Linked DNA regions of Homo sapiens: region 2 is linked to region 1. A link is an interaction called in ENCODE POLR2A ChIA-PET data of the cell type or tissue named here. Cell type or tissue: PC-3. All regions are shown on one strand. Each heading gives the region's core, and the rest is flanking DNA. Links, peaks and the distances in the headings are about the cores only. Region 1 overlaps ITSN2 (intersectin 2). Region 2 overlaps ATAD2B (ATPase family AAA domain containing 2B).

Region 1 (8,346 bases), core at 188-8,187:
CCTGTTCAAAGTATATTAGCCCCCACCTCACCCCTACACAGGCATTCCAGAGTCAGGGTGAGCTAACCCACCTGATATGCACAGTGGCAGAAATATATCTTTATTATTGTCATCATTGTTGTCATTGTTCCTATTTGAATTGTGAATAAAATGTAGAATATGTCTTATTGAGGACGTGATGGGGCTATTCTTTCTCTGTGGAATGTAATTCAGTGCAGCTGTTACCTATTTATTTATTTAGCCATAGTCCAATTCAAAATAGGAAGCTTTTGTTTGGGCTTTGAAAAGTACCCTGTATCCCTTAGATGCCTCTCTGTATAACAATTGCCATTTAAGATTACCAGCCATGTGCCAAGCACTGTGTGAGTCAGTTTTGATGCATTCTTTCCTTTAATCTTTACAATAACCCTTTGGTATAGTTATTATTCCCATTGTGAGCTCAGGAAAACTGAGGTTCAGAGAGATTAAGTAGTTACCCAGGATGGTACAATCATAGTACTCAAATTCATGTCTAACTGTAAAGCCCACTGTACTACCATGTTGTTTCTTTGTCTTATTTTCCAGTTACCCAACATAGTGCTCATATATGTCATCAAATTTGGTATTAAAACATGCATTATTAGTAATATACATTGTTATGAATAAAGCAGAAATATGGGCCGGGTGCAGTGGCTCATGCCTGCAATCCTAGCACTTTGGGAGGCCAAGGCAGGCGGATCACGAGGTCAAGAGATCGAGATCATCCTGGCCAACATGGTGATACGCCATCTCTACTAAAAATACAAAAATTAGCTGGGCATGGTGGCGCACGCCTGTAGTCCCAGCTACTCAGGAGGCTGAGGCAGGAGAATCACTTGAACCTGGGAGGCAGAGGCTGCAGTGAGCTGAGATCGCACCGCTGCCCTCCAGCCTGGTGACAGAGCGAGACTCCGTCTCAAAAAAAAAAAAAAAAAAAGGAAGAAGAAGAAATATGCAGCTATAACACTTCGCTAATAGACGTGAAAGATTCCTGAATAGGCTGGACACTGTGGCTCATGCCTGTAATCCCAGCACTTTAGGGTGCTGAGGTGGGCAGATCACTTGAAGCCAGGAGTTTGAGACCAGCCTGGCCAATGCGGTGAAACCCCATCACTGCTAAAAATACAAAAATCAGTAGGGGTAGTGGCACGCATCTGTGGTCTCAGCTACTCGGAAGGTTGAAGCATGAGAATTGCTTGAACGTGGGAGGCAGAGGTTGCAGTGGGCCGAGATGGTGCCACTGCACTCCAGCCTGGGTAATAGAGTGAGACTCTGTCTCAAAACAAAATAAAAAAAAAAGATTCCTGAATAATTAGAGACATTTTATGTTCCTAAATGAACTAGCTTAATATTATACTATACTATACATCAATACTATGTCAGTTCTCTCCTAATTTATATATTCAGTTCTTTTTGGGTTTCTTAAAATGAAACTTGGGAAGATAACTGACAAATTCATCTAGAAAATAAATTGTACAAGATTAGGCAAAACTTGAAAAAGAAAAACTTTGGTAGGGGGGAGGAGACTAACCCTATCAGATATCGAAACATAAGATATGAAAGTTAGAGTGCCTAAAATAGTGTGTTATTGATCAGAAATAGAAAAGTAGAACAATGGAATTGAATAGAGTCTAGAAGAAAGCCCATGCATGTATGGCAACGTAGGATAAGATAAAGTTGGCACTTAACATCAGTGGGGAAAGGATGGGCTTTCAGTAAGTGATTTGAGGGACAGTGGATTATCTGAAAGAGTTGCAGAGGAGCTCTTTACCGCTCTCTATGTACAGAAATAAATTCTAGATAAATTAGGAGGCTAAACATAAAAACAACTTAAAAACTATTATAAAACAGGAAAATATTTTATAATCTTGGTATGAGGAAGGTCTCTTTAAACAATACATAGAGTCATGAAGAAAATACTTACAGATTTGATGATTAAAAATGAAAACATCATAATGAAAGACAGCATAAACACTAAAAAATTTGAAGTACATGTAATACAAGAATTTAGAGCTTCTACAAATCAAAAATTAAGACAGCCCAATAGAAAAATACGGCAAAGGATAAGACCTAACAATTCAAGACTCTGGCCAGAAACATAAATAGATGTTTCTTTGACATCACTGGTTATCAAGAAAATACAAATTAAAATAACAATCAGGTTTCTTTTTTGCCAATTAGCAAAAATGAAAAAAGATTGATAATATCCAATATAGATGAGGGTTTGCAGAAACAGGTATTGTTGGTGGCATAAGTTGATAACAGCTTTTTTGGAATAGTAGTTTGGCAATTTCTGTCAGAATTTAAAGTGTGCATTAACAGAATGAAAGACAAAAATCTACGAGCCACGTGATCATCTCCATAAATAACAGAACGAGTATTTGACAAGGTTTAACATCTTTTCATGATAAAAACTCTCAAAAAAAATAGATATAGAAGGAATTTTCTTCAACATAATAAAGGCCATTTATGAAAAGCTCACAGCTATCATAATCAATGGGGGTAAACTGAAGACTTTTCATCTAAGATCGGGGTGTCTAATCTTATGGCTTCCCTGGGTCACATTGGAAGAAGAGTTGTCTTGGGCCACACATAAAATCCACTAACACTGATGATAGCTGATGAGTGCTAAAAAAAATCTCATAATGTTTTAAGAAAGTTTATGAATTTGTGTTGGGCCACATTGAAAGCCATCCTGGGCCGCATGTGGCCCATGGCCTGCAGGTTGGATAAGCTTGATCTAAGATCTGGTATGAGGTAGGGATACGCACTTTTTACCACTTCTGTTCAACGTAATGCTGGAAGTACTAGCAGGACTACTCAGACAAGAAAAAGGAATAAAATACATTCAAATTGTAAAAGTAGTAGTAAAATTATCCCTGTCTGCAGATGACATGATCCTATATGTTGAAAACCCTAAAGACTGCAATAAAACTTAGAACTAATACATGAATTGAGTAAAGTTGTAGGACACAAAATCAGCATACAAAAATCAGTTGCATTTTTTACACCAATAACTATTCAAAAAAGAGATCAAGTAAACAATATTATTCATGACAGCATCAAAAATAATTAAATACTTAGGAATAAATTTGACCAAGGAGGGGAAAGATCTGTAACTGAAAACTAATTGATGGGAGAAATTGAAAAAGACATAAATAAATGGAAAGATACTCCATGTTCATGTATTGGAAGAATTAATATTTTAAAAATTATCTGTACTACCCAAAGCAATATACAGATTCAACACAATATCAGAATTCAAATAGCATTTTCACAGAAATAGAAAAAGCAATTTTAAAACGTATATGGAATCACAGAAGACTTCAAATAGCCAAAGCAATCTTGAGAAAGAAAAACAAAGTTGGAAGCATCACACTGCCTGTTTGCAAATATTATGAAGCTATAGTAATCAGAACAGTGTGGTACTGGCATAAAAACAGACATAGGGACAACATGAACCTGCAAGATGTTACATTAAGTGAAGTAAGCCAAGCGCAGAAAGACAAATACGGTATGATTTCATTTATTTGTGGAGTGTATATATTTATCCATAAAAGTAGAGAATAAAATGGTGGCTACCAGGGCTGGTGAGAGAAAAGGGGATCACTGAGAGTTTGCTCAAAGGAAATCAACATTTCAGTTAGATAGGAGGAATAAGTTCAAGAAATCTATTGTACAACCTGGTGACTATAGTTAATAATAGTGCATTGTATTCTTTAAAGTTGCTAAGAGAATAGATTTTAAGTGTTTTCACCACAAAAATGGTAAGTATGTGAGGTAAGTATGTGAGGTTAATTAGCTGAATTTAGCCATTTTACAATGTATACATATTTCAAAACAACATGCGTACTATAAATACAAGTTTTTATTTGTTGATTACAAAAGACATAGATTTACAGAATAGAGAGCCTAGCTAATTAACATACACATTATGTTAATTAGCTAAATTATGCATATGTTAATTAGCTCCTTAGCCAATTTACAATGTATACATATTTTAAAACAACATGCATACAATATATATACAATTTTTTGTCAATTACAAGACATACAGACTTATGAAATAGAATAGAGAGCCCAAAAATAAACCCAAGTGTATATGGTCAACTAATTTTTGACAAGGGTATCAAGAAGACACAATGGGAAAAGGTAGCCTCTTCGATAAATGGTATTGGGAAAACTGGATATCCACCTGCAAAAGAATGAAATTGGAGCCTTATACCATACTCAAAAATCAGCTCAAAATGGATTAAACATAAGACATGAAACCGTAAAACTCCTAGAAGAAAACATTGACAAAAGCTCTTTGACATTGGCCTTGGCAGTGATTTTTTGGATATTACACCAAAAGCTCAGGAAACAAAAATAAACAAGTGGGACTTCATCAAACTAAAAAGTTTCTGCACAGTAAAGGAAACAATCAAGATGAAAAGGCAGTCTGTGGAATGGGAGAAAATACTTGTGAGCCATGTATCTGATAAGTGGTTTATATCCAAAATACAAGGAATATATATAACTCAATACCAAAAAACAACCCAATTTCAAAATGGGCAAAGGACCTGAGTGGACATTTCTCCAAAGAAGACCTAAAAATGGTAAAGAGATATTTAAAAAGGGACTCAACATTATTAATCATCAGGGAAATGCAAATCTAAACCACATTGAAATATAATATCACCTCACACCTGGTAGGATGGCTGTTATCAAAAAGATCAGAGATAACGAGTGGTAGTGAGCATGTGGGAACAAGGGAACCCATGTACACTGTTGGAGGAATGTAAATTGGTATAGTTGTTAAGGAAAACAGTATGAAGGTTTCTAAAAAAAATAAGATAGAACTCTTGTATGATCCAGCAATCTCACTTCTGAATATATATTCAAAGGAAACAAAATTACTGTCTCAAAGAGATATTTGCGCTCCCTTATGCTAAATGCAGTAAGTCAGTTACAGAAAGACAAATACTGCATGACCTCAGTTTCATATAAAATCTAAAAAAGTTGAACTCCTGTACAGAAACTGAGAGTAGAAGAGTGGTTACCAGGGGTTAGAGGGAGGGGAAAATGGGTAGATGTTGATCAGTGGGTTCAGACCAACATCTACCCATACCAGTCAGAAAGGTAGTTATATAAATTATGCAGTAGCCATAATGTAAACTACTATGGAGCAATTTAAAAGAATGAACTAGATCTGTTTGTCCTGATTGATAAGATATCTTACTAAATTGAAAACAAGTTGCATAGCAATGTAGACAATATGATTCTGTTAAAACCCATGGAAATAAAAGTTGAGTATGTACACATCTAAATGTAAATGCCTAAAAGGGGGATGAACTTGCAGTTGAAATGGAGGTGTTTTAATTTTTTACTCTGTATGTTTCATTTTATTTAAATTTTGTACTTCTGTACTTCAAAAATATGATAAAGTTAAAAACAGACATTTAAACAGATAATATTGCTATTTTAATTTATTGTAATGTATTCTGCATTATATATTTCCATCTGGTTTCTTCATCCCTGCATGAATATGTAAAAAAAGATAATATAAAATGAAACCTTCTGTTCTTACCTCCTAAAATAATGTTACTAAATAATCCAGTTAGTAATACTTACTGAATCTTTGCTGTGAATATTTCCCTGTTCTTGGGAGCACTAAGAATAAATGGAAAGCTACTTTAACTATAGTTTCTATTAATTGAGTATTAACTGTGGACCAGAGTGTACAATGGCTTTATATCCATCACCTCATTTAATGTAGCATGATGCTCATTGTATAGATGAAAAGCCTGAGGATTCGATTGGTGAAGCATCTTTCCTAAAGTAGAATTTCACTTCAGGTCCTAGTCCTTTTGAATGCAGAACCAAGGCTTACAACCATTTCCTCTGATGCTCTTTCCAGCATATAATCTGGGAAGTGGAAATAACAACTGAATGTTTTCTCTTGTACTGGTCTGCATTGTGTATACATCCTTCGTATTGGTCTAGTTACATCAATCTGACCAAACAGTAAATGACATGCTGGTAATGACATACGAACTTCTGCAAAATGTAAACTGTCTGATGTTTGTTTTTCAGATTCAGGGGTCAGTTTACTTCATAAAAAATCATTAGAAAAGGAAGAATTATGCCAAAGACTTAAAGAACAGTTAGATGCTCTTGAAAAAGAAACTGCATCTAAGCTGTCAGAAATGGATTCTTTTAACAATCAACTAAAGGTATTTATTTTTGATACTATTTATTTTTAGGTAACTGCCTTCTTACCTTCATTATTTTGATTTAATAGAATAAATAGCTAAAGCTATTATATGTATTACATTTTCATAATTTATTTTATAATTTCAACTATACAAGAATTTCAAGATTGTTTTTAATGTTCTAGTTATATGACATAGTGTCATATAACTAAACATATACTTTATCACAGTTTCCAATTTTTGATGACTATGTGCTGTTTGTCTTGGCATCTATACATTTCCAGAACAATTGCCTTTGTCAGTATTACAGAACTGATCTCAGCCAGCGTTATCCTAGGCAATTTTCAAAAATGAGAAATATGGAAAATTTGAAATAGTTTAGGTGTTAGTGGCTCTTTTAACACAGTTTTTATTTTGTTTCCTTGTGAAGTGTAATTTAATTAACCTTTGTTAAATAATGCAATAATCAGTGAAATCTAGAACAGAATCTGGCACTATAAACTTTGCACAAAAAGCAAGTTAATGATTCATTGTTTGCCGCAGTGGCAGAGCAGATGTCCAAAACATAGACTGTCTGCATATCATTCACCACAGTATTCATTGTACACTGAAGCCATACCTATGAAAGAAACTAAAAACCCAGGCTCATGGCATAGAATGTAAATTTGGGAATAGTCTCAGTTATTCCTTTGCTAACAATATAAAGTTTCCAGAGCATAAGCTATTCTCTGTAAGAAATAAAGCTTTTCATAAAGCTTTTGTATAAGAAATCTCTCTCTTCATATGGCTTTTATCATGCTGACTTATTTAGAATAACATTAACAGCAAATATAGAGTAAACAGCATGCTAAAGAAAGGACAACATGGTGGCTTCAGGTAAGGAAAGGGAATTTGAGGTGAACAATGTTAATAATACACTTTACACAAGCATATGTTCAGTAGAAAAAAATTTTATAGAAAACCAAATCATTTGTCATTGCTGGTTAGACAAGCCAGCCAACTTATCTTCCCTATATTATTTCTTTAAAAAATCTACATAACTGGGCATGGTGGCTCATGCCTGTAATCCCAGCACTTTGAGAGGCTGAGGCGGGCGGATCACGAGGTCAAGAGATCGAGACCAGCCTGGGCAACATGGTGAAACCCCATCTCTACTAAAAATACAAAAATTAGCTGGGCGTAGTGGCATGCGCCTGTAGTCCCAGCTACTCGGGAGGCTGAGGCAGGAGAATCGCTTGAACCCGGGAGGTGGAGGTTGCAGTGAGCTGAGATTGCGCCACTGCAGTCCAGCCTGGCGACAGAGTGAGACTCCATCTCAAAAAAAAAAAAAAAAAAAAAAAAAAATTCTGTACGTAGTTTAATTGGCTTTTTATCTGCCTTATCTTACAGTGTGGGAATATGGATGACTCTGTTCTTCAGTGCCTTTTGTCTCTGCTAAGCTGTCTCAACAACCTCTTCCTCTTACTTAAGGTTATTTTCTAATATCTAGCTTCTTTTCTTTGAGTTACTTTGCTGTTTTATTTTTTTAAAACTAGACTATTCTTTGCCTTTATCTGAGTATCTTTGTTTGAAATAACATATACAATATAAGCCTTTTTCTTTCTGCTTGCTTGAATATCCTTCTGCTATCTGACTGCCTGTTTGAGTCTAATGCCAGAAGTCAGTAAGGTTGCCTGTCACAGTAACCTTTCTCAAAAGAAGTCCAGGACACTTAGAAATATAACCTGGTTCCTTTACAACATCCCTGGGAGTGGGTTAACTGATAAAGATGATTACTAACTCAATTCAAAGGAAAATGTGAGATTAAATCACTTACCCATATCACTGAAAATCAGTGTTTAAAATAAAACTTAATACTTTATGAAATCTAGGGCAAGTTTATGTCATATATGCACCAAGCTGCTTCCTAATACTGTTGTAAGGACAATTTTAAAGAACCAATAATGCAGGGGCAACTTTAGTCAGGTCTAGTTACCAGGCTCATATTTAGACATGCTTGCACATCAGATAAAAATGTTTAAATTATATAAATATTTCTCTTTGCCATGTATAACGTAGATTATTAAAAATATTTTAATAGAGCTTAAAGAAATGTGCTTTATGTTTACTGCTTGCTGACTCTAGTAGATTTTGA
Region 2 (8,346 bases), core at 293-8,292, 390 kb after region 1:
TTACAGTTCCCTTTTTTCTATAAGAAGCCAGGTTGTCTTTTCTTAAAGAAAAAAAAAAAAAAAAAGGAAGGAAAATCCTTTCCTCCAAGTCTAAACTATTCTTTCTTTTTTAATTCTGACACTTTTGTAAGACTAGCTCTGTAGTCATCACCTGTACTTGCTCACCACTTGCTCCATTATTCACCTAGTGTTTTCCACCCCGCATTTCACAGACATTGCCCTGTCAGAAGTTACAATGATCTCTTACTTACAAATCCTCAGGTTTATCAGCTTTCTTCTGTTAAAGTCTTTTTGGAGCAGTTTAACTCCTCTTGTTTTAGTGAGAGACTATATTTGTCTCTGATTTTTATGACATCTCTTGTGCTTATCCCCATTAATTAGGCATTTTTTTAAGGTTTTGACTTCTGCCCTTCTGTTTTTATACTCTGTACGTTACCTATGATCATTTTCTTTTATGACCATGTTTCATATCTGTCTCTGCTCCTTAACTCACTTCAACTCAGAGGTGTGTTTCCCATAGCCTGATAGACCTCTCCTTAGATTTCTGGCTATAATTCCAAACTAACTTTCCAATTTTAATTCAGCATTATACTTCTCCCGTCATCACCTGTTCCCTGGCTCCCCACACCACCATCACCACTACCACCACCACCACCACCACCAACAACAACCGGCACTTTTTATACCTGCCCTTACTGTATTTATTTTGAATACAGCACTGATATCGCTAATCTAGTTATTTTGTTTTCTGGACTAAATTTCTTCTTTCTGATTTTCCCAATTCTAAATGAGGCCGTCATCAAGTTTTGATTTAATCTAGTGGTCTGCTAATTAACTTAGTTCCATGCATCTCTCATTTTTAAATGCTATACTTGGCTTCATTCTTTTTGTTTTTAGATTAAAATCCAGCTTTTAGATTTCTGACAAATTTAGATCTGGGCATGAAGCCTTCCTTGAAAACCAGAGCAGCATCTATTCATTTCTAGTTATTCTCAAGTTCTTTTGCCTCACTTTTTAAGATTTATGACAGAATAATAGTCACTATTTATGGTAGCTGATGAGTATGGTTTAAGGGACTGTAAAAGTCAAGGAGAGAATGGTTTTTACAAATTGAAAAAAGTTATCTATTCAAAGAGGTTAGAATTAAAAAAGTTGCTTAAGTGGGGATGACTATATCTTTTCATTATTTAATTTCTGTAGGATTTTACATTATTATTATTATACTTCTCTTGGAAGTTATCTCATCCTTGGATTGTGTTCTGGTATTTTATGTGCCCCATTATTAAGTTGTTAGAATACATATTCCCACTTCTATAGAAGACTTGAAAACAACATTTATTTATTTATTTATTTATTTATTTATTTTTGAGACACAGTCTTGCTCTGTTGCCCAGACTGGAGTGCAGTGACGTGATTATGGCTCACTGCAACCTCAACTGCTGGGGCTCAGGTGATTCTCCCACTTCAGCCTCCCAAGTAGCTGGGACTGCAGGCATGGACCAGCACACCTGGCTAATTTTTCTATATTTTTGTAGAGACACGGTCTTGCCATTTTGCCCAGGCTGGGCTCGAACTCCTGAGCTCAAACAATCTGCCCACCTCAACCTCTCAGTGTTGAGATTACAGGCATGAGCCACCATGCCCGGCCAAAAACATCCTTTAAAGTCTACATCAAATAGGTTATTTATTTATTTATTTATTTAAAGAGACAGGTCTTGCTGTGTTACTCAGACTGGTTTCAAACTCCTGGCCACAAGGATCCTACCGCCTGGGTCTCCCAAAATGTTGGGATTACAGGTGTGAGCCACTGTGCTTGGCCTCAAGTAGTTCTTATCCATCTTTTTTACCACTGCCTTCCACGTCTTATGTACATAGTAGGTCATCAGTAAATGTTAGTTAACTGAAATTATTTCCCTTATGCCTGAGGTACTTTTCCTACTCATGGATTATAATCACTGTGACACAGATTGCTAAATGGCTGTGGGTAGATTGCATAATCTTTTAAATATCTTTGTCATGAAACTGGTAACGCCTTCTCTCAAAGGGTTAGGTTATCATTAGCTAGTAAAATGCTTTGAGGGAAGATGAAAAAGTTAAGGTTGAGGGTTATGATCATCCTATTAAGGGTGAATTGTTAGCATCAGGTTTGTAGGTAGAAGCTTTCCCAAAGCTTGAAGTTAATTAAATGGTGCTGAAGTAATTATTTTGTACCTGTTTACATCGTGGTTGCTTACTTTACTTAAATCCCTAGATTTCTTTGGAGGGAAGGAGTCTTTGGTAATCCTCTTTATTCTGAGGTCTCTGTCATAGAGCCAAATCAAGATTGAAACCCTCCCGTGACAAAAAAAGTAAATATACCAGTACATTGTAGCAGTTAGGATGATGTGCTTTGTATTATACTTGAAGTATGTTATATGCCAGAGGTCCTCAGACTTTTGTGTACTAAGAATCATTTGGAAGCCCTTGTTAAAAACGTTTCACCTCCAGAGATTCCAGTCCAGCAGGTTGTAATTTTTAATGAGTAATGCAGGTGATTTTTGATTCAGGTAGTATGTAAACAACAGTTTGAGAAATACTTCTGAATGGAATTGAAAGCCAGTAGAATATGCAAATGGCCAATAAATAAATGTGCAAAACTCACTTAAATTGATATTCAAGTAACTATATACTTGGATTATTTTAAAAATTCAAATATTTTACTACTTTTTTTTTTGTCTTCAGTTCAATGGTACATAGTACTTATTTCCAGAGTATGTTTGGGAAACTAGTACCTGCAGATATTCCATGAAAAAAGAGAGCTTGATCAAATAAGTTTGTGAAATGTTACATACTTTATTTCATCCTTAGAGATTTATTTTGCATGTTATCATAATACTCTTAGAAGTTTTGCAGCAAAAAGCCTTGGACCTCATCGTTTCCCAAACTTAATTCACCATGAGCCCTCCTTTCTTGCCCCTAATAATTTATATTAATAATTTGTGAACAAATTTCCAGAAATTTTGTTTGTTGTTTTTCCTTGTTATCATGGAATTTTAAAAAATAGGGTACGTTTTTGTAATTCAGGAGCTTAAAATCTTGCTAGAATTTCAAGACTTGGACATGACACTTTAAAGATGATAAATATATAATGCTAAGTTGAAATAATCAAGTGCCCAAATGTATAGTAGGGCTGCAACTAGTAGCAGGGATAAGCTTAATTTAGGCTAGATTCTTCAGGGAGATTTCATGAAGAAAAAAAAAAAAAGGGTCCTGAGATAGGTCTTGAAGATGAATGATCAAATTTGATTGGAAGGAGTAATGCTGGCCTGGGCTATCTAAATTGGTACAGTAGTTTATAGGTACTAGTTTCTGTATCACAGATACACTCTAGCTTAAAATACATGATGTTGCTTCCTCAGTGACTCCTTTTTTTTCGATAAACAATCATTTTATTACTTGAGTACGTAGACAAACTTATGCAACCAGGGCAGAGGCTGTGGATGACTCATGTTTCCAGTTGGGTGGGAGGATTTGCTTGGTCTTGTATTAATAATATTGAGCCAGTCGGTGAATTCATCTATCAGAATCAGATGGAATTTGGCATCCTTATCCTTTCTGTTCCTCTCAGCATGCTTTCGAATAGCAACTGCTTGCTTAATTAAACAGTAGAGATCCTCAGGGAGATCAGGCGCAAGTCTTTTGGACTTAAGGATTCTTAAGATTGTATTGCCTGTCACAAAAATATACTTGTGCAACACCATATGAGCCTCAGGATCACACTGATTTGTGAGGGAGGCAGACCCTTCTTGGTCAGTTTGTAAGTCTGCTCCTTCATGTCATCAGATGTCAGCTTCAGCCAAGTGGGAACCTTGCAGTGACAGGGCAGAGCCGATTGAGACAGGCCCTTCCCAGGAGTGCACATGCGACTCATGATGGTGGCAGTCAGGCGGTCCAGTGACTACGTCTTGAATATGTTATATAATAATGCTTTTCAAACTCTAATGTGCACATGAATCACCTGGGGATCTTTTAAAAATGGTTTCTGATTCAGTGGATCTGAGGGTGGAGCCTGAGATTCTACATTTCTAATGAGCTTCCAAATAGATCATGCCCATGTTGTTGGTTCACAGACCAGAATTGGAGTAAAGAATGTCTTGGATTAGTAATTCAGTTAGATGACCTTTAATGCACACTTTAACCTTGGGAGTCTGTAAATATACCAGGTTGGAGTGGATGAGCTAGTATAAAGAAAACTAAAGCTGGGCGTGGTGGCTCATGCTTGTAATCCCGGCGCTTTGTGGGGCCGAGGTGGGAGGATCTCTTTAGGTCAGGAGTTTGAGAACAGCCTGGCAATGAGACTCTGTCTCAAATAAAATAAAATAATAAAAATATAAAATAAAAAGTAAGAGGCCAGGCGTGGTGGCTCATGCTTCTAATCCCAGCACTTTCGGAGGCCGAGGCTGGCAGATCACGAGGTCAGGAGTTTGAGACCAGCCTGGCCAACACAGTGAAACGCTGTCTCTACTAAAAATACAAAAATTAGCTGGGCGTGGTGGCATGCACCTGTAATCCCAGCTACTTGGGAGGCTGAGGCAGGAGAATTGCTTGAACTGGGAGGTGGAAGTTGCAGTGAGCCGAGACCACTGTACCCCAGCCTGGGCGACAGAGCTAGACTCTGTCTCAAAAAAAAAAAAAAAAAAAAAAAGTAAGAAAACTGTATTAGAAATGAAAGGACTACTGGGCGCGGTGGCTCACACTTGTAATCCCAGTGCTTTGGGAGGCTGAGGCAGGCGGATCACAAGTTTGGGAGTTCAAGACCAGCCTGGCCAATATGGTGAAACCCGGTCTCTAGTAAAAATACAAAAATTAGCTGGGCGTGGTGGCATGTGCCTGTAGTCTCAGCTACTCAGGAGGCTGAAGCAGGATAATCGCTTGAACCCAGGAGGCGGAGCTTGCAGTGAGCTGAGATCATGCCACTGCACTCCAGCTTGGGTGAGAGAGCGAGACTCCATCTCAGAGAAAAAAAAGAAAAAAATGAAAGGACTAAATTTAAAAACACTCATTTGAGTATAGTATGGTGACTGACAAAGGATTGTTATAAGATTGAAGTATATCTTAAATGATTTTCCACCCTGTGCTGAATATAGTTTGGAAGTAGCTAGCTGGCTTTTCTTGGGAACTTAACCTAATAAGTGATGGTGTATTATAAAACTAATACACCATCTTAATTATATACATGCTCATATTTGAATTTCAATTATTTTTTCTTTTGTGCCTTTTAGTACCAGTGTGGCCTTGTGGCTTTTTTTTTTTTTTTTTTGAGATGGGGTCTTGCTCTTTCGCCCAGGCTTGGCGTGATCACAGCTCACTGCAGGCTTGACCTCCTGTGCTCAAGCGATCCTCCCACCTCACCCTCGCTGAGTAGCTGGGACCACTGGTGCATACCACTATGCCCAACTAATTATTATTATTCTTTTGCGACAGTTTCCCTCTTGTTGCCCAGGCTGGAGTGCAATGGCATGATCTCAGCTCACTGCAACCTCCGCCTCCCGGATTCAAGCAATTCTCCTGCCTCAGCCTCCCAAGTAGCTGGGATTACAAGCATGGGCCACCATGCCTGGCTAATTTTGTATTTTTAGTAGAGATGGGGTTTCACCATGTTGGTCAGGCTGGTCTCGAACTCCTGACCTCAGGTGATCCACCCGCCTCGGCCTTGCAAAGTGCTGGGATTACAGGCATGAGCCACTGCCCCTGACTTAACTAATTTTTATTTTTAAGTTTTTTGTAGAGATAAGGTCTCATTACGTTGCCCAGGCTAGTCTGGCACTCCTGGCCTCAAGCAGTCGTCCTGCCTTGACCTCTCAAAGTTTTGGGATTTCATGTGTGAGCCACTGTGCCTGGTCACAGATATTTCTATATGGTAGCATATTGAAAAGGATTATAGATACTTCTTGACAAAAAGAGTCAAACTCTGTAAAATATTTAAAGAGATTTATTCTGAGCCAAATATGAGCAGCCATGGACCAAGACACAGTCTCAAGAGGTCCTGAGAACATGTGCCCAAGGTGGTTGAGTTATAGCTTCATTGTATACATTTTAGGAAGACATATGACATCAATCAGTACGTGTGAGGTCTACATCAGTTCAGTCTGGAAAGACGGGAAAGATGGAGGGCTTACAACTGATAGGTGGATTCAAAGATTTTCTAATTGGCAATTTGTTGGAAGAGTTATTTTCTAAAAACCTGGAGTCAGTATAAAGGAGTGTCTGGGTTAAGATAAAGGGTTGTGGAGACCAAGATTCTTATTGCATAGATGCAGTGGCCTCCCTTAGAGACAATAGGTGGCAAATATTTTTTGTTCAGACCTTTAAAAGTTGCTGGGCGAGGTGTGGTGCCTCCCACCTATAATCCTAGCACTTTGAGAGGCTGAGGTGGGCGCATTGCTTGAGGCCAGGAGTTTGAAACCAGTCTAGGCAATATAGTGAGGTCCCATCTTAACAACAACAAAAAATTAGCTGGGCATGATGGCAGGTGCCTGTAGTCCCAGCTACTTGGGAGGCTGAAGCTAGAGGATTGCTTGAGTCCAGGAGGCAGAGGCTGCAGTGAGCCATGATCACATAGATTGAGACTCTGTCTCAAAAAAGAAAAGAGATTTAGGTATATATGTATGTGTATGTTTATATGTTTATATATTCCTTAGCTCTCTCTGCTGAGAGCACTTAATTGCAGTGACGCCTCAGTAACAGTGAGCACACGTAGTGCCCAGCTTTTGGTTTCTAAATACTATCATTGACTAAGAGGAACCAAGGCCCCTTGGAGAAATGCTAATCTAGGGCCAGAGAGGGAAAGTATAAAATAAGCCTACAGAATTCAGTTGTGCCAGAAAGTAAGGAAGTACTCAGAATGATGAGGATGTGTCAAAAGACACAGGAATTGCTTTGAAGGGGCTCACATTAGCTAAATCTCACATAATTTGAGCAACAAAATAAATAGAGTAGGAAATTATAATTTGTAGAATAAAATAAGAATCCATGATACTGATAAAAATATAAATGAATAAATGAATTTGGGGGGACAGGTTAAGCTCTCTGTTAAAATGCCAACTACAAATGTAGAAGGAATGATGGAATTAGATAATCACTATCTTTGTGGTATTTGATAATGGCAAGAGTAGTCAATGAATACTAAGGCTGGTTGGTAGAGATTTGATGAGGAACAGGATATTGGTGAATTATCAAAATAATCCCCCATAATGTATACATCAAATACAAAGGAAAACATAGTTACTTTACAGTGAAGAAACCTGGCAGACACCAGGTTGACCAAGTGATGAGGGTTAACATCCCTAGGGATGGGAAGGATAGGTATAGTATGCACAGCATCATTTCTGTATATTCTTTTTAAGAATATGTGGCCTGAATCTGATTATTAGGAACATCAGCTGGGCCCAGATTGAGGGTCATCCTAGAGAATGAAAGGCCTGTACTTTTTAATTTTTTTTGAGACGGAGTCTCGCTCTGTCACCCAGTCTGGAGTGCAGTGGTTGCTCACTGCAACCTCCACCTCCTGGGTTTGAGTGATTCTTGTGCTTCAGCCTCCCGAGTAGCTGGGATTATAGGCATGTACCACCACACCTGGCTTTTTAAAAAAATATTTTTAGTGGAAATGGGTTCACCAGGCTTGTCTGGAACTCCTGACCTCAGGTGATCTGCCCCGCCTTGGCCTCCCAAAGTGTTGGGATTACATGCATGAGCCACTGCACCTGGCTCGCCTGTACTCTTGACCGTCAAAGACATGAAAGATAGGGAAAGAAGGAAAGACTGATTGAGGGAGACTGAGGAGGTCCATTAACTAAATGCAATATGTGTTTCTGTTTAGGATCCTGCACCTGAAAGAGAGGCATTGTTGGGACATTTGGTGAAATTTGAATATGTCTGTGGTTTGACTCTGTATTATACCAATGTTCATTTCCTGATTGGGGGGTTGTATGGTGGTAATGTAGCAAAGTGCCCTTGTTTTGGGAGGTACATACTGGAGTATTTAGGAGGGTCTGAGGGATTGTGTCATACAAAAAAGATATATATCACACCAAACGTTTAAGAACACACGCCCTTTCTTGAACATTTTTCAAAATAAAAACAAGAAACAACATATTTTTCTGATTATAAATGTAATCTTTCTTGTTTTTATATTTACAGATTATACATTTTGCTATATTTGTAGTATAATTCAGTAAAATTTATTGGTTGACGAAATGCTTGATTATCCAAGAATATTAATAATTCTTTTTTTTTTTTTGAGACAAAGTCTTGCTCTGTCATCCAGGCTGGAGTGCACTGGCATGATCTCGGCTCACGGCAGCCTCC

Evidence for each region. Peaks named below come from ENCODE experiments on the same cell type or tissue, not always from the same donor. Only the 100,000 strongest peaks of a DNase experiment are listed, where the experiment ranks them.
Region 2: POLR2A ChIA-PET joins it to region 1 with 6 read pairs; 2 of 35 experiments call an interaction of 5 or more read pairs at or near these places.

The regions. Positions count from the first base shown.
Region 1 is chr2:24,284,099-24,292,444 of GRCh38, reverse strand. ITSN2 (intersectin 2) reads left to right here. Exons shown (of 40, transcript NM_006277.3): 16 at 6,094-6,233; 17 at 7,602-7,682. Among named protein-coding and RNA genes, the nearest start is that of ITSN2, 72 kb to the left of the region's middle. In PC-3, for the core only: no CTCF peak of the experiment used is centred there; no DNase peak of the experiment used is centred there.
Region 2 is chr2:23,896,257-23,904,602 of GRCh38, reverse strand. All of the region lies in intron 1 of ATAD2B (ATPase family AAA domain containing 2B), which reads left to right. It also overlaps the pseudogene RPS13P4. Among named protein-coding and RNA genes, the nearest start is that of ATAD2B, 27 kb to the left of the region's middle. In PC-3, for the core only: no CTCF peak of the experiment used is centred there; DNase peaks (open chromatin) are centred at 1,962, 2,452, 3,482 and 3,932; H3K4me3 peaks cover 1,756 bases; H3K27ac peaks cover 3,231 bases.